2 separate regions of the Mus musculus genome follow, and region 1 is linked to region 2. The links are chromatin loops, found by intact Hi-C in ENCODE. Cell type or tissue: left cerebral cortex. All regions are shown on one strand. Links, peaks and the distances in the headings refer to the core of each region. The heading gives the core; the rest is flanking DNA.

Region 1 (10,966 bases), core at 1,811-9,810, 310 kb after region 2:
CTATTATTTATTTCTCTCCATTAAAATTAAATTCCCTAAAAGGTCTTAGAGCATGTCTGATAATCCTTCTACCATTGGGTGATGAATGTAGACTTTTTTTTTTTTTTTTGAGATGGAAAGAGGTACCACTACATCACACAGGCCGGCTTTGGATTTGAGCCTCTTGTTTCAGTACTGGAGTTACAGTGTGTACTGACTGGCAAGCCTGGTTCTAGCATAACAGGAATGATGCTCTAGTAGACAGACTTTTGTAGATTTCTGAAAGTACAATGGATTTACTAAGGAATATGGAGCTTGACTTAAAACTAAATTTCAAAGTATCTGACGTGAAAGTAGACCACACTTTACATAAAATTTGTAACATTTATTTAGGCAAAAAAAAATCTCAATCTGTACATACAACATTAATACTTAAGTGATGTTCCATCTGAATATACAGCATGATTTACGTGCAGAATACTCCTGTTTACCAGGCCATAACTGGAATACCTTCAGCCCAGACAATCCAGAATTGTATCTGAAATGCACACACATTCAACTTTCTGATGGGTTTTGCATTTCTTGGAAAGAGTTAAATCCCATGAGAATTCAAGCAAAAGACAGCTTCTCATAATCATAAGTCCAGTCTTTCACAGAGGAATCCTAAACAACGGAGATTTCGTCACTAATTTAGTTACTTTTTTTTGGATTTTTCAGACATGATCTTTTATGTAGCCCAAGATGGCCTGGACCTCATTCAGTAGCTCAAGCCGGCCTCCCAACTCACAATCCTTCTGCTCTCTGCCTCTGAATGGAGATGTTAAACGTTGATTAAGTTTGGTATATTTACTTATCTATTTAATATGGAGCATGAGTGTACATGATGCACACATGGAGATAGAGGACAACTTGTGAGACTCAGTTCTCTCCTTCCACCATAGGGAATTGAACTCGGGCTTGGCAGCAAGCACCTTTACCTACTGAGCCATCTCACTGGCCCACAAGTCAGTGACTAAAAAAACGTGTCTACATATTATCTGAGAATTCAAATCTTCATGTAACATTGATTTTTTTTTTTTTTGAGGAAAAAAATGCTATAAAAGACTTCCCTTTATGAAAGTGTCTTAACTTTTCATTAATTAAAGAATATCTTGCTCTAAAGTTGATTAAAATAAGGCTAAAAGAGCCTGGTGTATTAGCATGTGCCTTTAATCCCAGCATTCGGGAGGCAGAGGCAGGGCTGGTCTACATAGCAAGTGCTAAGACAGCAAGAGCGACACACATTTGACTCATACACTTGAGTCTTACTCTGACTCAATAATGAACGAACAAAAAAAACTTAACTCAATTTTTTTCCATAAAGTAAATTCAAAGTCAAGTGTTTACCATTAATGAAGTAGATTTCTGATTTGCCACAAAATAATTTTGACAAATTTTAAAAAGCTATATATATTTCCCCCTAACCACCAAGACAGGGCTTCTCTGTGCAGCCCAGGCTGTCCTAGAACTCACTCTGTAGACCAGGCTGGCCTTTAACTCGAGAGGTCTGCCTGCTTCTGCTTCTGCCTCTGCCTCCTGAGTGCTGAAATTCAACCTTGCACCAGCACACTCAGCTACAATTATATTCTTGAGGCTGGATCATATTATGTTGCCCAGTCTCATTTTAAACTTGTGACTTACTTAAGTCCTCAAATGAGCCTCCTGCTTCAGTCGCCCCTGTATCTGGGAATGTAGGGGTGTAGCCCAAGATGGTGTAGAAGTCAGGGCCTCCCTGGCCCACTACTGGCACATTAGGGTCACAAGCATAAGCTACTAAACTGCTGGCATATTTTTACTTGTCACTGATCTGTCAGCTAGGCTGTGTCCTAAAGAGGCACCCTGTCAGCACAGTAGTAAGAAACTGCATTCAGTTTTGCATAATTAATTTTTTTAAAAAGTAGATCAGTGGAAAGGCGGGAGAAAGTTCTTTTTCTTAGGCTATTAGTCATCAGTGTCTTGGGTTAAGTCTTGGAAACAAACAACTGCATTTGCCATAGTGTGCCACATCATGCAAAGTCCATGAGATCCTAGGGAACACACGCCGTGATGAGCCTAAAAACCAATGCAAACTTCTCTACCATACTCTTATTCCTATCACTGGTGGGGTTTGCATCATTACTAAAATGAAAACTTTTGAGTAAACACTGAAAATTAAAACTGTGTCAACACATAGCAAATGACAAGGACTAAACATCCAATATCCATGAGATAAACGAGGTCATCTGAAGTCACTACACAGGGTTTATGAAGGAAAACAGTTTGCAAACCTCTTGGGAAGCAGTCTCAGAGCAGATCTGACCCAAACACTCTCTCAACATAAGTATGTAGGTAGAACTGGAGGAGCCCACATCAGCTAAGAGAAGGCACTTAATCTATGCCTTTAGCTTATTAACACTGTTTAAAACCCAATTAAAGTCCCACAGTAACCAACTGATAAAAATGTGCCATTGGAGAGGAGACAGATTGCAGGTTACCATTACAAAATGGCTCATTTCTGTCCCCTCTTCTCCTATTTTCAACTTTGAATATGGTTATATATTGTTCTGAGCTTGGGGGAGGAGGAGGATGCATTTTGAAACATGGAGCAAACCTGGCTTAGTGCATTCCCATAATCTCAGCACTCAGAGGTCTAAGGCCAGCATGGAATATATATCAAGATCCTATCTCAAAAAAGGCAAAAAGTATCTGGGGATAGTGGCCATGACTGTGATCCCAGCATGGCCTGGGGAGGCAGGCAGAGTAGCAAGTCATCCTCAGATACACAGTGAGCTTGAGACCAGCTTGGGCTACAAAAGAGCCTGTCTCACAGAACAAAGTCAAACAACCAAAAACTGAGCCAAATTTACTGTTCCTTAATTTATCCCAATTTGGCACATTAAATGTTTTCATCAGCACGTACCAAGGGGGGAACCTATGGTCAAAGAGCATCAAAGACAAACCAGTATTATCCTAACACACCTGTAATTTCAAACCACCACAACGAAGGGACTAAAAAGCTAAGCAAGGGGTGTGCTGAGGGACGTAGGCAGGATGGTTGAGAGTTTTAAGCTAGCTCTGATTCCATGAGACAAAGGAAAAAAGTCAAAAATTGACCAGAGACCAGCCTAAAAGGACTCATTAGTAAGAGAACTTTATTAAATGGATTTTTATGATTGGTGTTGTTTTGTTTTGGAGACAAGGTCTCTCTATATAGCCCTGGCTTCCTAGAGCTATGTAGACCAGACCTTGAACTCACAGAGATATATAGCTGCCTCTGCCTCCCAAGTGCTGGAATTAAAGGTGTGTGCCACCACCGCCCAGCCCCTATTCTTGATTTATGGTTTTATTGATAACTTAAAAAAGAAAACATTAAATATCATCTTTTCCTTTTCTGATAGTAGGAGTTGAAATCGGTGTGCTTCCCTCCAGTACTGAGCTGAGTTGCACTCTCAACCCAGAAGGAAAACAAACTTCAGAGTACAGAGACCATGGCAAAAACATATTCAGTACACAAAACCCAGATGCTTTGATATCTATATTTTGCTTTATTCGACTCCAGTCTTACAAAGTCTCATAATTCTGTTTCCTCTCTGGCAGGAACTGAACCTGGGTCCTTGTGCATGTGTTTCTTCCAGCAGATCCAAGTCTTGCTACTCCTGACCCTATGGCTGGTGTCTGAGCATACTGATGAGTTAGTTCAACAAGGCCATTCAGGTCAGTCTAAACTATGCCTGAAAGCACACCACTAGGCCAGTGGCTTTGGAAGTACCAACCAATTACAAATGGGAGGCCTGTAGAAGCTGGCTGGACATTCGTAATTTATAAATACACATATGTATTTACTACATTTTAGCTTTAATCCCAGCACTCTGGAAGCTCTGAGTTTGAGGCCAGCCTAGTTTACAGAGGGAGTTCTAGGACAGCCAGGACTACACAGAAAAACCCTGTCTGGAAAAACAAAAACAAACAAAACAAAGCAAGAGCTATCCCTTAGCCAGACATGGTAGCACATGTGTGGAATCCTACCACTCACTCAGGAATGTCAACTGAATGAGATCAATATAGACTACAGCCTTGGGTCTACACATGGTGAGACTCAAAAACAAAAATAAAACACGGGCACTAATAGCTTGATTTACTTGGGATACAATCTGTCACTTTGAGTTTGTGGGCTTTTGTTTTTAAGTTTTGTTTGTTTGTTTGTTTTGGGGCAATCTAGCCCTGACTGGCCTGGAGAATATAAATTGAATTGGTTTTGAGCCTTCATGTATCAGGTTATTCTCAATCACTCTGTAGACCTTTTGACCATTTCTGTCTGGTTCTGCTTCTCCAGATAGGATATCAGGTAACCAAACGTTGGTTCTGAATTTGCTACGCAGCTGCTAATACTGGGATTACAGGTGAACTCTACCACACCTGACTTATTTTTCTGAAACTTTGTAAAAGGTTAGCAATAGCCTATAGCACATGTACTTTGGTCATGACACTTGGAGCCAAAGTTCTCAACTATTTCACAAGTGTACTTTGTAAGCTTGGCAAATCAACACCACAAGCTTGCTAGTTATTGTAGACTACATCATATTATCAGAACTTTGTCTTAGACGTTAAAATTGAGGGGGAAATGTCAACAAAAAGCAAAAACTACTCCTTTGAAAGAATTTTCTTTTTTCCAAATGTGTTTAACTATGAAAAAGACATCTTTTGAGATGGAGGCTGCTGAGACAAGCATCACTAGGTAGCCCAGGCTAGTCTCAGAATGGCAATCTTGTCTCCAGTGGTGAATCTGAGCAACCATCTTGGGTAAAAATGTATCGTATAGCTCTTAAAATTCCTTGAACCAATGAAGTAAGAAATAAACCATAGTTTTATATGGCTTTTTGATAATTCTATGTGTCTGTTTTCTTTCAGTTTGATTCAGTATTTGTCCTTATAAAGGAAGCCTGAAACATTCAAGTCCAAGGAGTGTGACAGTAGTATGAAACATGAGTCAGACATGGTAAAAGCATACTAGCAATAAGCTTGCTGGTCACTCTTTATAGTCCAGGCTGGTTCAGAACTCATATTCCTCTCACCTTTGTCTTCTATGCACTAGGGTACAGGTGCACACTCAGATGCACAGCTTAATCTAGCTCCTTTCTAAACTGAAACATTCCTGACTTACTTTAAAACTACGGAAAACATTTGAGACATGTATGAATGTGGTCAGAAGAGATTTCAGATTAAACCTATTTACAAAACAAGATGTGAGCATCCTGGTTTGTTTTGAGATGGGCTCTTGCTGTCTAGTCCATGCTGGCCCTGAAAGCCACCTGTTCCTTAGTGTTTTGAATTAAGGGCAAGTGCCACCAAGACCCCCTTAAAATATTTGTTTTGTTTCGTGAGAAAGGGTCTTTCCCATGTAGCCCAGGCTGGCTTGCAACTCTGTGGTCTCCAACTGTAGTTCCTTCTGTCTCATCCTTGCTATTACTGGATTATAAATCTGAATTATTCCCAACTTAAAATTATAGTGGAATTTAAGTTTGTTGCTAACTTGCTGCCTCCCGGGTTCATAGGATGATAACTGATTCTTCATATATCAATTATCTTATAGGAAAGGCAACTGCCTAAAAACTAACCGATCAAAACCATTTCCTTTTATTCAGCCGACTCCACAGGTAGCCATCCAGCCGCAGCCGCAGCAGTAGCCCACTCTTCTCTTGAGCTTTTTCTAACATGAACACATAATGAGGATCCACTACATGTCACTCTAACCCAGGCTGGCCTCAAACTCACAGCACTACTCCTGCTCAGTTTCCTGAGTGTTGAGATTGCAGGCATGAGCCATTTATGCCTGACAGATACACATATTTGAACAGAAGAAACATTCAACTTTTTGTTGTGTGTGGTGCTGGGTATTCAATTCCTACATTCCAAGAACATACTCTACCACTGAGCCACACCCCAACTCAAGTTTAAATTTTTGCAACAAATTTTCTGTCAATTGTATTTTAACTAAGCAACTTAACTCTATTCCACTGAGTAAGTAGCAGAGGGACACCAGGAGAGCCTTTTCCATTTTCAGAGCTCTACCACAAAAGCAATTTCTAATTCCCTTCAACTCGGTCCTTTCACGGTCTTTCTTTTATGTTCCTTTGATTGCTACTCAGGCTCCTGACAGCAAGAAGCTTCTAGAAACACAACAGCTTTCATCACACAAAGAAGGGCATCATGGGAAGGCAACAGAGAATGGGTGCATTTTTACAGAGCAATATAAAATTACATCGAGGTGGAGCTGAAGTCAAGTCAGCAGCCTTGCTCACCTGCAAGGAAGCCTGCGGAAGAGTGCGTGCAGCTTACCGTGAAACTGTAGAATTTCAAGCACAAGTTAAGTTCAAACACTGAGAGAGAGATTCCCTAAGAGACAATATTGAAGGAAGACCTTTCTTGCCTCATAAGTTAAAAATCACAAAACAAATCAGACTGTTCACATGGGCAGTACTGTACATTACCAATTCCAAATGGATCACAGGACTCTTACCACAGACACCCCCCACCCCGCCCCAAACACCAGAGAGCACGCTAATCCAAAGGAACCAACCACAAAAATGCTTCCCGTTGTCTGTTCGTTACACAACTATCTATGGCTATCAATTCAGCCGGGCCTGGGGCTGCTTTTTACAGGGAGGGGGCCTTCCATGGCGCACAATGTGTTTCTCTAAACTGTCCAGAATGGCCACAGCAATCTGCTGGACATAGGGATCTGTCTGCTCGTGTTCTTTGATGTTATACAAATGCTGCAGTCCTCCTTCTTCAATCAGCATGCTGCAATACCTTGAAGCTAAAAGAAAAGAAAAATGTCTTAATGTTATTCCACAAACAAAACAAGTCTTCAGAGCTTAAAACAAAACTGCAAAAACACATCAAAGGCCATGCATGGTAGTGCATGAAGCAAATCCACACAGTAAGACCCTGCCTCCACAAAACAAAACAAACAACCCTTGAACCAGGTGTCTCTCATCATCTCCACTTTATTCCCTTGAATTCAGGAATCTTTTTAAAAAGGTGTTTTATATATGTATGTCTGTGTACCCCTTGCATACCAGAGCCCAGAAAAGGGTATCAAATCCCCTGGAACTGGATTTTTAGATGGTTAATCCTGAATTCGAATCCTAGAACCCACATATAAAAGCATGGCCATGTGTATCTGTAACCCAGCATTATGGGACAGAGAAACAAAGGTCTAGGAAGTCCTTGGACAGGAAACTTCTGGTTCAGTGGGAGTAAGGCATAAGGCAGTGGAGGAAGACTCCACTGGGCATCGACTGTGCCCACAAAGCCATACATACACCACATACACATATACACTAAAAAGTAAATGTACTTAAAAAAAATCATTGCAGACAGGGTCATGGCACATGCCTTTAATCCTAGCATTTGGGAGGCAAAGGCAAGTGGATCTCTGTCAGTTCAAGGCTAGCCTGATCTACACAGTGAGACTAATTTCAAACAAAACACCAAACTGTGCAATATATACTTAAAAATGACTTTCTGGATCCACATGCCTTTAATCTCAGCACTTAGGGTGGGGTTGGGGGCAGAGGTGGCAAATCTCTGAGTTCCAAGCCAACCTGGTCTACAGAGTGAGTTCCAGGCAGCCAGGGCTACACAGAAAAATCTTGTTTCAAAAAGCAAAAGAAACAAATAAAGGCTTTCTGGAGGCAGTAAAGAACATACCACATACCTGGCTCTAACTCCAGTTCCAGGAAATTTGATAGCATGTAAGTGGTGTACAGATACATACAGGCAAAACACCCATACTCATAAATTCTCTGTAGAGTTTATGGCCAGCCAGAGCTACATAGTGAGTTCTATACCAGCTTGCCAGAACTACATAAGAAAAACTCAACACTCTTTTACCTCCCCCCAAAATGACTTTCTGTAAAGGAGAACTGAAATGGAACCATAGTTCTACTTTTGGTACATACGATTCTTGCTGCAGACGTGCTGCATGGCCCAAACTGCCCACAGCTGGACTCCAGGAGTCGTAAAACAGCCAAGTAGTGGAAAGAATGGATTAAAGGACCTAGGGGTTCAAAAGAATCAAAGTCACATTTTATTTATACAAAGCATCATTTTCTAGGTAGTGATTCTTATAACTTTAAGAAAACACATGCCATTTCTAGACTGATATGAAGGAGCAACACACACCTTTACTTTGTCATGCCTATTTCAGAGACAATTACACTGAGATACACCTTGGTACACCAGAGGGATGTAAAAGACTGTATTAAGGGAAGGGAATGTGGATCTTTCAAAAGCTTTTTTTTTTTCTTTTTTGGTCTTCCCAACTTAAGACATCCGAAAAAAGTACATTTTAAAATCAGTCAGAAGCAGCCAGATGTGGTGGTGAGCATCTTTAACTGGGAGGCAGAGGCAGACGGATCTGAGAGGTTGAGGCCAGCCTGGTCTATGGGGTGAGTTCCAGGGTACCAGGGTGATGCAGAAAGCCCCTGTCTTAAAAATGGGGATGGGGAGGCAGAAGAAGTAAAGACTACAACATATTAATAAAGTGAACAACTCCCCAAGGAAATAGAACAATAAATAAATAAACAAATATGCACAAGGACCGCTGGGGCTGTAAGTTCCATAAAACACCACAGCCTGCACCACCTGAGACCCAGAGATCTCAAGAGGTCCCAGGGAAGCCAGCAAACCCCAAAGCAGTGCGTGATAAGAAACAATCAACAGGGATGACGGCTAGGAACACAAAGACTAAAAACCATGCACAGAATCAATCAAATAAGGACTTGCTCCCTAGCGGCTCTTCCAGAGGTCTTGGGTTCATTTCCCATCAACCACATGGGGGCTCACAACCATCTATAATGAGATCTGATACCCTCCAGTGGCATTCAGGTGTATATACAGACAGAACATTCATATAAATCAAAAAACAAAAACAAAAAAACGGTGCTGAGAAAACTGGATATCCACGTGAGAAAGAGTACATTCAGAGTCCTGAGACGCCTCAGTGTGGAAGTGGCTGCACCAAGCCTGGTAACGCGTTTGTCTCCAAACCCACATGGTTGTCTTCTGACATCTATACATGTGCTGTGACACACACACTAAATAAAATGTAAAAATAAAAACAAAACATTTCCCCATGACAGGGTCTCTCTAGCTCTGGCTGGCCTGAAACTTGCTGTGTAGACCAGGATGGTCTCCAACTTGGATTAAAGGCAAGCACCACTGTACCCTATCCTAAAGCTTCTGCAGAGCAAAGGAAACAATGAGCAGAGCCAAAGGGACAGCCTATAAAATGGGAGCCCATCTTGCTGACTATATATGCCACAGTTATAGAGTCTATGAAACCTCAAAAAAATAAAGACATAGGGAGGAGCAGGGATACTAATGACATGGGTCAACGAAGCAAACAGCTCTCTTCTCCATTCTTTTAGCTCCTTCCTTTCTCTTCAGGTCTCATATAGCCCAGGCTGGCCCCAAGTGTACCACATAGATGAGACTGACTTAAATCCTCCTGCCTCTATCTTCCTGGTCTGGGATCTTAGTATGCCACCATGCCTGATTTTACTTGTTGCTGGTGTTTTATGTTCACTAGAAAAGGACTTCACAAGTAGACCACATACCCAGATGAAGAACAAAGAACAAAGAATTCTCAAAGGAAGAAATATAAATGGATACTAAATATAAGAAAATATTCAACTTTCTTAGCCATGAGAGAAATGCAATTAAAACTGTATTGAAGTTGGGTGTAGTAGCTGAGTACTTGAGGGGCAGAGGATCTTACACAACACAAAGGCAGAAGGGACTATGTGGGGATGGAAAGAGGCCAGAGAAGGGGAGAAAAGGAAGGCATTGTGAGGAGGAATAAACATATAAAATGCATGGCTTCTCTAAAACATAAACAAGCTAACATACATTTAAACTGTTGTCCTTTCTGGTAAGAGAAGGCACGTACCACCAAGTCTAACACAACTGACCCCACGGGAGAAACAGAGTCAAGTGAAAGCTGGCTTCTGGCCTTCACACACACACACACACCGTGGTATGTGCAAGGATCCATCCCCTCCACACAACAGAAACAAAACACAATAAACATTCTACAAAAATTTCTTTGCTTTTCTTTCTTTAGCTAGTGCTAAATACCTTGAACTTTCTGTGATCCTCTTACCTCAGTCCAGGCTGGCCTTGAACTCAAAGACCTACCTGCCTCTGCCTCAAGAATACTGGGATTAAAGACATGCACCACTACCACCTAGCCGTTCCTTTTCTTCTTTCTCATTTGTGTGTGTGTGTGTGTGTGTGTGTGTGTGTGTGTGTGTGTGTGCGTGCGCGCGCATACATAGATAATTATCGTTGTTACTCTTACAGACCTAGTTTTGACTGGACTGAGAAGTAGAATCTTGGGTCTTTTGGTCCTGCTTCTTACTTTCTTTAAGGGCTTTCTGACAACATACTGGCAGACATCATCTTCTTTAGATGATATCTGAAAAAGTTTCTGCTAGTTCTTTTGGGCCCCAACTTCTCACAGTAGTATCTGTCCATCTAGAACTATCCATCCATCCTTCCTTACTTCCTTCCTTCCTTCCTCCCCCCCCCATTTTGGTTTTTCAAGACAGGGTTTCTTTGTGTAGCCCTGGTTGTCCTGGAACTCACTCTGTAGACCAGGCTGGCCTCGAACTCAGAAATCCACCTGCCTCTGCCTCCCAATTGCTGGGATTAAAAAAGCGTGTGCCACCACGCCCAGCTCTCTCTCTTTTTTTACATAACCAAGTTAAGAACAACCAGACTGGACTCACAATGCATCTTAAAACATAAAGAAGAAACACTTGGGCTTCGTCTTTCCAGCTGTCTTTGGTCTGTAACAAGAATGTTTCTCACTCAGTACCAATATCCTCTGCTATAGGACAAGACAGCTTGCCTCATGGGAGAACTCTGCAGTACCCACCACTGATCTGGACCACACAGAACA
Region 2 (10,966 bases), core at 1,910-9,909:
GGCTTGGGATGTACCTCCCTCTTCTCTTTCTTTCTTAATTTATTTTATACTCATGCATGTCTGTGTGAGGGTGTCAGATGCCCTGGAACTGAAGTTACAGACAGCTGTGAGCTGCCCTGTGGATGCTGGGAATTGGACCCAGGTCCTCTGGAAGAGCAGCAGCTGATACTCTTAACTGCTGAGCCATCTCTCCAGTCAAATTTATTTATTTATTTACTTACTTACTTAGAAATAGGGTCAAACTATGTAGACCTGAGTGGCCTAGAACTCACAGACATCCACCTGCTTCTGCCTCCCAAGTGCTGAGATTAAAGGTATGGACCACCTCACCTGGCAGAAGACTAGACTCTTGAAGGTCATCTTGCTATATCATAACATAACTGAAGATAATACTTGGGCCACAAAAGGCCAAACTTGCTTGGTTGTTGTTTTGGGGACAATATCATGCTATAAAGCCCAGGCTGGACTGGAACTCATGGCAATCCTCCTGCCTCAGCCTTCTAAGTGCTGAGATTATAGAGGTGAGCCAATATGCCAGTTCAAATTTGCTATTATAACACACTTACTCTTTTAATAATACCCCACTCCCAAGAAGAACCCATCTCCAGGTTTTTTTTTTTCTTTTTCCTTTTTTTTTTTTTTTTTTAAAATTAGGTATTTTCTTCACCATCTCCAGGTCTTTCTCTACCAAATTCAGTGGCAGGAGCCAGGAAGAGGGCCCAGTGAGTAAAGGCACTTGCCTCCAAGCCTAATGACCTGAGTTTGATCTCTGGGGACCACAAGATGAGAAAGAAGCTGCAATTTGTCCTCTGGCCTCCTCTACCATACAGCACATGCATGCACTTGTGTACATACACATGTGCACACACAGACAGACACATATAAGTGGGTTTTTTTTTCCAATTTTGTGACAATTCTTACTTATTTTTCTCCTCATCAAACTGAGAGCTCATTAATGGATAATTGAAATTGTTATCATATAGAAGATACAGCTAGAAACTCTCCAATTATCCTGTGGGTTTTGACATCATCATGTGTTCCTTCCCTCCCTCCTCATCCTAAACATTCATGTATTTTCAGGACTGTATGTATAACTGCAACAGTTTATTGCTCTAATTTGGCCATTGCGACCTTTATGGTTCCTCCAAGCACAGATGGAGTGAAATCAGAATCGTTAGGTTATTGCCAACTGCAAGTTTATTCTCTTTATAGATGACATGCTGGAAAATGTCTGACAGTTGCCATCCAATAATCCTGAATTCACCTTCCAGAAGGAAGATCAGGGGCTACAAAGGGGAGGCAGACAGAGTGGGATGTGTCTAACAAGGGCAGGCTTTGAGGGGAAGGATGATAAACTGGATTTGACAGTAGTGATGGCTGCAGTGCTGTGCATGTGCTAAAAATGATACACTGGAAAACAGTGAACTCTGGGCAGCAAAAAGGCTGGATCAGTAAAGTGCTTAAGCAGGAGGGCCTGAGATTGAGGCCCTAGAACCCACTTTTTAAAAAGCAAGTATGGCAGCATATGGGTGCAATGCTAGCATGAGATGTAGCTGGAGACAGGGGGATGTTTGGGGCTATCAGACTAGTCCACCCAGACTGTCTTGTTGTAAGGACAGTTTTTGTTTTGTTTTGAATGGTTTTTCGACACAGGGTTTCTCTGTGTAACCCTGGCTGTCCTGGAACTCACTCTGTAGACCAGGCTGGCCTCAAACTCAGAAATCTGCCTGCCTCTGCCTCCCAAATGCTGGGATTAAAGGTGTGCCCCACCACTGCCTGGCCTGTAAGGACTGTTTTTAACTGTTAACTTGACACAGGCTAGAATCACCTGGGAGTAATTTCAATGGATTCGCCACCTGAGGATTTACATTTAATATGACTTACAAGATTAGGATTCTAGTTCTTGCGCCCAGCAATTGAGTTGCCACTGACTCTGAACTAAGTTTGTGTGGTGTTTTCCTTCACGAGGAGGATCAACTGGGTTTCAGGAGAAAGATACAGCAGCAAAGTGTGGGTTTGCAAGAAGTGCACCCCAAAAGGCTGTGGAAATTCTGAAGTACGGGGTTGGCATGGTATCAACCTGCCAGTGGGAACTTAGTGAGCTGGGTGGAGAGATTTCGGAGCTGACTCAGAGAGTCTCCACGAGATTAGAACAGGTCGGCCAGCCTGTGGGAGCCTACCGGTGATAGCATGGATTTGCCCTTTTATTATTTCATGCTACAGAGCTGTCTAAGTTGGGGCAGTCTGCAGCCATGCCTATGAGGAATTTTCATAGGCTAATGAGGTGGGAAGACCCACCCTGAATGTTGGCTTCCAGCCTCCTGGCCAGATCTTTGTCAACCCAGTGAAAAACCAGTAAGCCAGGACTAAGAATTTCTAGGAAATAGCAAACAATGTTCATTGTCTTTGGTCACCAAGAGATGGGTGTAAGCCATGCTTTATGTGCTGGCTGCCTCTCTGCAACCATGAAGAGAAAGCCGGCTTGAGAATGAAATCACATAAGTGAAGCGCTCAACAGGAAGGCAAGACAGCACCGGCGTGGGTTCAGGAAACCTGTGTGAGCTCATAGATGCCGTTACTTGAGCCAGTTTAACTGGACTTTCTGCAACAGGTACAAAGACTCTTATAATAACAATCTTCTTTTAATAGTGTTCCCCAACCATCCTCTCAGTAACAAGATCAAGACAGGAGAGCTCTGGTGATTCATCAGGCCTCAAAAGAGGTAGAGCCAGGGTCTGGAGAGAGAGATGCTCACAGCAACTTTGTCTTAACCTCTCGTGTTTTCCTGTCCCACCCCATCCCTACCTAACAGACATTTGCCCTAATAAAAATGAAGGGGGCCGGGCGTGGTGGCACATGCCTTTCATCCCAGCACTTGGGAGGCAGAGGCAGGTAGATCTCTGAGTTCAAGGCTAGCCTGGTCTACAAAGTGAGTTCCAGGACAGCCAGGGCTACACAGAGAAACCCTGTCTTGAAAAAACAAACAAACAAACAAACAAACAAACAAACAAAAAAGATGAAGGGGAAATGTTGGGCAGATTCATCTCCTGTGTAAGCTACTGAGTCACCTGCTCCCATACCCGGTCTGCACCCCCAAAGCAGGGACTCTGGCATTCTTCCTGCAAGAACACAGATAAAATGCCTTCTCTGTCTATAGGATCTAATTATAATTGGGGTAGTGTTCACAAGAGTCATTTAGGAATAAAGTTATTCTGGAAAACAAGAAGTCTGGCCTAGAAGACATGCCTTTGGAGCTCAGAAATTAGTTTCTACCCTAGTGCCAGCCCCCTCCTCTGAAAACAAACAAACAAACAACAAACCAATCCACACTACTACTCTATGTTCTCCATGGAACAGAGGGACTTTCCTGGTCCCTCATCCTGAAGTGAGAGTTAGATACTTTGTGTGTCAGCAATTCTGGGCTCGTAAAATATATTCTCTCTGACACTCATCGATGTCACACTTGGCAAGGAGCCCTGACCTTGAGGTCAGATGAACTTGGTTTCTGATTTATTTATTCCTAATAACTACCACTCTTGTCTCCCACATGGGTTCCCTACAGAAGGTGCCCATTGGTTTGAACACCAGCTATCACTGTAGGTGGTTAAATGAGAAGCAGCAGATAACTGGCATTTATTATCATGGTTCCACTGTAGATCTAATACAACTCCCCAGAAGGTCTCTCCCCACTAACCATTCCAGCCACAAACCAGCAAGGCCTAAATGGTGTAGCTCTGTGCTAATGTCTACCTCTCGACCTCTCTATGTACAACACTGTTTCAGCACCTTCTCCTGATGTGCAGCTCTGTTCTTCCTCCCACTTGGTAAACGTCAAATTCTAGATCAGTGTCACCTCCTCTATGGGGCTTCCCTCACCCACCGTAACATTAAGTCACTGACAGAGCACATCAGTTGCCATCTTGTTCCAGTTACCATGCTTATGAATGCCTACTGAGTATTCTGTGCCAAACCTGCACAAGGGCTTTGTATGGCGTGTTTAATTCTAATTCCTCCCTGGAACTGGAGTTACAGGCAATTGGGAGCCACTGGATGTGGTACTAGGAGCAGAACTCAAGTCCTCTGCAAGAGCAGCGATCACTCTTAACCACTGAGCCATTTCTCTATACCCCTGATATGCATCTCTCAGTATCTACAAGAACAAAACCCACAGCACCTGAAAAAGTTTAAGCAGATGATAATTCCAGGGCTCCTTCTAGACAGAGTCCAAGGCCACTGAGGCTAAAATGAAGCAGTGATAAGGAGGAACAGAGGGTGTGGCAATGGTTTCCTTATCCCAAGGGCCTCCTAATAGTCAGTCCAAAGAGCTGTGTTGCCATTCACCTCATTGAGGACTGTGGCTCTTTAACTGCAAAACTGCAGCCCTAATGGCAAATACACATCAGAAACGAAGTTCTGCCTGACCTCAAGGTTAGGGCTCCTTGCCAAGTGTGACATCGAGAGAGAGTATATTTTACTAGCTCGGAATTGCTGACACAGAAAGTCTCTCATCTAACTCCCACTTCACGATGAAGCACCAGGAACGTCGGCTGCTCCATGAGAGCATACAGTAGTAGGGTGGATTGGTTTGTTTTTTGTTTGTTGGTTTTGTTTTTGGAGGAAAGGGGCTCGTTGGCTTTTTTCCCAAGACAGGTTCTAAAATGTAGCTCTGGCTATCCTGGAACTCACAATATAGATGAGGCAGGCCTTGAACTCACAGCCAGCCTCCACCTTCTGAATGCTAAGATTAAAGGTATGCACTACTACCCTTGACTAGTGATAGTATTTATAATTCCAGGAACCTGCCACTACACCTGACAAGCAATATTATTTATACTTCCAGGATCTTACAGACGTTTGTGCTGTGGACAAGACTAAACTATGTTGAATATTCTTACAGTTTTCCAATTCTAAACTACCGACAGTCCACCTGATCTTAAACCTGGGTAAGGCACAGGCCTGCCTGAAAGTCAGTGCCCATCTGACTCAGCAAATGAAAACTCTCTTTCCCAAGCCCTCACCTTTCCCCTACATATTAATGCAGCTCACACAGGCTGTCTGGAGAAGCCAGGTCACACCCTCATCCTGCAATAGCAAAGTCCCTTTCTCTTTCCCCCTCCGTCCTGCTGAATTCAGATAACCTCACTGTAGCTGGTCTCACACATAAGCACACTGGGTTCTTGCTGAGAAGGCACGGTGGGCAGATGACACTGGGTTAAATAACTGCTGGACACGGAGGAAAACAAACCCCACAGCAGGGAACAATACCATGGTACAATGTGTGTCTTTTCCCGGATGGAGCAGGAAGGATCACTGGCAGCTGGGCCAGGACAGTGAGGGGGATTTGAAACAGGTTTGGAGCTTGGTTTGGGAAATAAACAATGAATGCAAAGACAATTTAGGTTTGGCTTAGAGTGAAGGTAATTTCTATTCTGGCAACCTAGAACAAAGCTGAGAGATCAACGAGAAAACTAGACTCCAGATTTAAGGAAGTACTGGGTATTGGGGACAGGGGGTGACGGACATGGAGGAACACTTATTAGGGCTGTTTGAATAGGTCAGGTAGTGTGGGTGAGGTGTTGGGGACCACCCGAAAGAGTGCTGAGGAAGGTTTGGTGGGTATGAAAAAGTTCTAGGTTAAGGCTGACCTTAGAAGATGGAGCAGAAGATGGAGAATGCTAAAATGAGGATAAAGATGTGCTTGCAGCAACGATGGGACACTACCAGAACAGGTACTGGAAGAGGAGTGGGCTGGGTGTTCTCAGCAACAGGTAAAGGTGAATAGGGGACACTGACCCGAGGGAGACCCATGTTAGGAACTGGCTATCCTCCCTCAATGGGGGTGCCCTATATCTTTAATCTCAGCACTCTACAGGCAGAAGCAAGAGGATCTCTAATAGGCCATCCTGGTCTACAGAGCTAGTTCTAGGGCACACAAACCCTCAAAACAAAACAAGGAATTGACCACCCTAGTAGAAAGGATTCGGGTGATTTTCAGGCATTAAGTGTGTAGGGCTCAGGATAGCTGTCTGAAAGATTAATGGAGCGGGCAGGAGTTTGTAGGATTCAAGATGAACTTGTAGACGGGAGGGTTGCGGAGGAGACTTTAAAGTTTCTGAATCTTCTGAGCCAGGGAATTTTCAAAGTCTCAGGCTTTCCAAGCTGGGGAATGTGACTGCCTCCAGGGCCGGAGGTTCAGGGCAAGTCCTAAGCACCAGGAGTCGGGTCTGGGCCGGGGCCAGGAGGCTGGGCTCACCTGGGCAGGCTGTCCTGGTAGTGCATGGTGGGTACGATGCTGTGCTGCAGATACTCGGCGGGCCCCGAGACAGCACTTAAGGGCCGACTAGGGGCTCCCAGGACAAGCGAGGGGCACCGGGGCCAGTCACGCAACAGCAGGCGCGGCATCATCGTCCCGGGCGGCAATGGCGGCTTGAGGACGCGGTGGCTGAGGGAGTTCCCGAGCAAGCAGGCCGCTGCCCTCAGGCCCGGGACACCCGTAGAGACTTAACGTCCAGTTCAACTCCGCCCACAGGGGCACTTCCGGGCACCGATAGGCGGTGGCCCCGCCCACACTTGGCCTCTCCCAGAGCCCGCCCACATCGTGGCCACGCCCAAGAGGCGGCCACGCCCACCTGGGCCGGAAGCGGTCTCTAAACTATAGTAAGCCCAGCTTCTTGCCCGAAGGTGGCAGGCATGTAACTCTGAAGCTAACCTCTTTTCCTTTCACAGAACTGGATAGAAATCAAAAGTAGAGAAAAAAGAAACGCTGAAACTTGGCATTTGGCAGACCTATCCTTGTCAAGGCTTGGTCTCTAGAGACCAAGAACATTTCAAACCTTTGTCTTCTAAGTAGAGAACAAGATCAACAAACGCCTCCACAGTTCTAGATTTACTGAACAATAGTCATACTTATTTCACCAATATAATTTGTTAGGCAGAATACTTTACTCATACTAGGTCCGTGTAGCATTCCCCAAGCCTGAAGTCTTTGAAGTGTGTGGCTTCGCGGGGCGGGGGGGGGTGGGGGTGGGGTGGGGTGGGGGGGGGATAGGGAACTTTCGGGATAGCATTTGAAATGTAAAGAAAATATCTAATAAAAATATTATTAAAAATGTATAACTGGAAATTGGGGGTGCATGCCTGTAATCTGAAGGAGAGGCAGAGGCAGAGTGTCAAGAATTCTAGCCTATATTCAGCTACATAGCGAGTTGGAAGCCATCCTGGGCTACACGGGACTGTGTCTTAATCAAAACAAGAGGAAGGAAGGAAAAAGAATGTACAGGAACCAGAAATGAGCATCCTTTTTCAGATTGAATATTTCAAAGGAAAAAAACAAAACAGGTTCCCTACCAAGAGGAAACCCTTGTCCTCTAGTTCTGGGTGTCTTTTAGCCTCAGTCCACCGTAGGAGGCTACCTGTCAGCACACATGGGTCCTGAAGTCCCAAACTTTTCAGGAATTCAAAGATTCTTGAACGTGAACATCCCCATCCATCGCTAAACCACCACAGGCAAGCAACATATACCATACCCCTCTGGTCTCTGCCTCATCTGTAGCTAAAGAAGTAATAGGTTCTGCTACCACTTATTTTACATAGTGAATTATTCTCACTTGAAGCACAACAGAATTCCATTCTGGAAACACAACCTTCCTTTAGCTCCAGCTGTCTGTCAGGACCCTGTAGATCTGAAGCAGCCAAGTACATTTTGTCTGTTCCATAAGTAGGTAGGCAGAGCCATGAGCTGGAACACATCCCAAAGGGCACTGGATTTGGAGTTCAGGGGACCTGAGTTTGTTTCTCGGGCTCTGTCCTTATTTAGATGACCAGCAGTTAAACAGGAAACTCACTTACCAGCTCCATACTGAAGAACTTTTCTTCATTGACTGAAGAGCTAAGCACAGAATTCAAAGCTAGTGGGAACCAGGGATGTAACTCAGTGGGCAGGGTGTTTGCCTAGCATGCATGAAACCCTAGGTTTGATCCCTAGTATCACATAAACCAACCAAATATGGTGGTGCATGCCTGTAATCCCAGCACTGGGAAGGTGGAGGCCTGAGAATTGATTCGATGTTGACGGGTGGGATGGCTCAGGGAGTAAGGTCCTTGGCACTGATGATGATCTGAGTTAAGTCCCTGAGACACAATGGTGGAAAAGGAGAACAGACTTGTGAAGGATGTCCTCTGACCTCCACACACAACATAATAAAATGGCAATTTTAAAACAAAATTTTAAAAATACCAAACTTCTAATTTTCCTCCCTTGAGAACAGACCTATCTGGCCCAAATTCAAAGTATCAGAATCTCTTGTCTGTACTGTAGAGTGTCATAGGAAGAATATAAAATCCTTTCTGAAAAAGTTCATTTGTCAGGCCAGGAATGCTGGCCTTTAATCCCAGCCCTTGGGAAGCAGAGGGAAACGATTCTGTGTGAGTTCGAGGCCAGCCTGGTCTACAGAGTGAGTTCCAGGATATCCAGGGCTACACAGAGAAACTGTCTCAAAAACAAAAGATCAGTTGTCTCCAAATCCTAGTAGTTTTCAAAACCTTGAAACCTGTGGGGATACTGTCGTCCCTTGAGTGGCGCACCACAAAAGTGACTGAGCCACAAAAGCCATCAAAGTGAACGTTCTTAGAAACAAGAGACTTTAACTAGAGAGGAGGAGAAAGAGTTCACACTTCAACGAAAAGATCCAGCTGGTAAAGGGAGACCGAACCCAGCATAAGTAAACAGCCAAGTAGTCAAAGAAATGAGAAAGTGGTACCTAGAATCGGCTGGGCTTGAGTCCTGAGTTGCCAAGTTCCACCAGGCTTTACCTAGAACAAACACTGCATGACAGTATGGTTGTTAAAGGAGAACCCTAAGTGCAGGGGGAACTTAACCAAGCAGGCCCACTGTCTACTGGACTCTCCCCATGTTTCCACACTCACCCATGATGACTGTACGCCTAGATGGGATTCCACTGTTGCAGATGTCCCTCAAACACTTTGGGACAGGGACGTACTAGAGGACATGGGTGTCATCCTTACAATGGGCGATCAGGCCTTCTTTGATGACATTGTGGAACATGAACAACTGGGCCTAACTGGCCTCCTAAAGGGGATCACCACCAATCCTAAGGGACACTGCCCACCCAGAGCCTCCTTCCATCATGGTATCTGACCCCATACTGCTGGCCTGGCTGTCAGATGTCAATATCTGGGTAGATCAATGGCCAATCATTGAACCAAAATTTTTCTCTCTCAAAGAACTGATTGAGGGAAAACTTAAACTTGGTCTCATAGAACCCTTGACCAGTAGACCCTCATCTTTGTCATAAAAAAAAAAGAAGTCAAGAAAATATAGACTCTTACAAGATCTGAGAGCTATCAATGAACAAATGGAAGAAATGAGGATGGTTCAGGTGGGAATGCCTCATCCTGGTGCCCTCCCACCCTTCTGTCACAGGCTAGTGATGGAGATCAAGGGCTGTCTTTTCCAAATCCCCTGGCACCTAGGACAGATGTGGCTTTGCCTTTACAGTGTGGGAACCTAATATGCAAAACCCAGCTAGGAGACACCAATGGACAGTTCTCCCACAGGGAATGAAAAATAGTCCCACCATCTGCCAGCCTTATGTGACTGAGGCACTACAGGCCTTGCAAACATCTTGCAAGATCTTGTGCCACCTGCACCCCAAAAGTTATTTTGATCGTCCACTATATGGACAATATTATGCTGGCACATCCTGATTCATCTCTTTCACAAGGAACTACCTCACAGCTCCTGAAAGACTGAGAAGAGCTTAATCTGTGGGTTGTGCCCCCTCCCCCCAAAAACTCAGTGCCCCCATATGCCTTTCTGGGATTCTCCATTTCTAAGCAGATTAGACCCCTGACTTCTCTATTTCTCAGACCTACTCCCTCGTGGGGCTTCAACAGCTGTATGGGACTATGAATTGGGTAAAGCCATTTCTCCTGACCCCCAATCAAGAGATGAGAAGTCTCTTCTCACTATTGGAAGGTCCTGAAAGCCCCTCAGCTAAGATCATCCCTACCCAGGATGCTAAGAGACTCCTGCAGAAGGTAATAACCTGCTTGTCTTGCCTTAAGAGACATAACCCTTTGAGGCCTTTGCTGGCAATAACTATGTGGACCATGGAGGGTCTCCTAGGGGCCCTGTGGCAAAATAGCCTCCTCATGTAGTTGCACCAAGATCACTCAGAAATACATAAGATCACCTCCAAATATGAAATCGCCTTTACTTGCTCTTAAGGTGAGGGGCTTGGTGAGAATTTATAATAAGGAACCTGATAAGACAATACAGTCCCTTTTCTCTTAAGCACTCAGTCTTTTTTTTTTAAGATTTATTTTATTTATTATATGTGAGTACACTGTAGCTGTCTTCAGACACCAGAAGAGAGTATCAGGTCTTGTTCTAGACGGTTGTGAGCTACCATGTGGTTGCTGGGAATTGAACTCAGGACCTCCGGAAGAGCCGTCAGTGCTCATAACCGCTGAGCCATCGCTCCAGCCACACTCTCAGTCTTTATGAGCAGATTCCCTTAGTTGTCACGAAATGATGGCAGGCTTCCAGGACACTCTCGATAACCACCCACCCCAGATAACCATCTGATGGCCCTTCCCCATTTACCTATTGAAATTAAGCCCTACAGCCTATCCAGTTCTAGCCTGATCCCTAAGGCACTGTGGCCTTCTCAAATGCCAACAAACAAAGACACGGATTTTACTACAGAGACCAGGCTTTAAGGCTATACTCACATCCTTCCAAACCCTGGATCAGTCCAATGAGGGGAGTTGTTAGGGCTCCTGAGGATCTCTGAACTCTGTCAGGCTGATCCTGTTAATATATTTTCTGACAGCCAATATGCAGTACAGGTTGTTCGAACGCTATCATTCTTCTACATAAAAGATCAGAATCACCCCATACATGTCCCTATGAATCCCTTAAGGAGCCCTTGAGCATAGGGCA

What was found. Peaks named below come from ENCODE experiments on the same cell type or tissue, not always from the same donor. Only the 100,000 strongest peaks of a DNase experiment are listed, where the experiment ranks them.
Region 1: it touches region 2 in a loop (2.1-fold over the local background); 2 of 42 quality-filtered maps call a loop at or near these places.

The regions. Positions count from the first base shown.
Region 1 is chr4:108,229,381-108,240,346 of GRCm38, forward strand. Zyg11b (zyg-ll family member B, cell cycle regulator) reads right to left here. Exons shown (of 14, transcript NM_001033634.3): 13 at 7,962-8,059; 14 at 1-6,814. The coding sequence ends at 6,624. Among named protein-coding and RNA genes, the nearest start is that of Zyg11a, 17 kb to the left of the region's middle. In left cerebral cortex, for the core only: no CTCF peak of the experiment used is centred there; no DNase peak of the experiment used is centred there.
Region 2 is chr4:107,917,062-107,928,027 of GRCm38, forward strand. Cpt2 (carnitine palmitoyltransferase 2) reads right to left here and starts at 6,528. Exons shown (of 5, transcript NM_009949.2): 1 at 6,254-6,528. The coding sequence starts at 6,405. In left cerebral cortex, for the core only: a CTCF peak has its summit at 6,679 (motif pointing right); DNase peaks (open chromatin) are centred at 6,554 and 9,618; H3K4me3 peaks cover 1,084 bases; H3K27ac peaks cover 528 bases.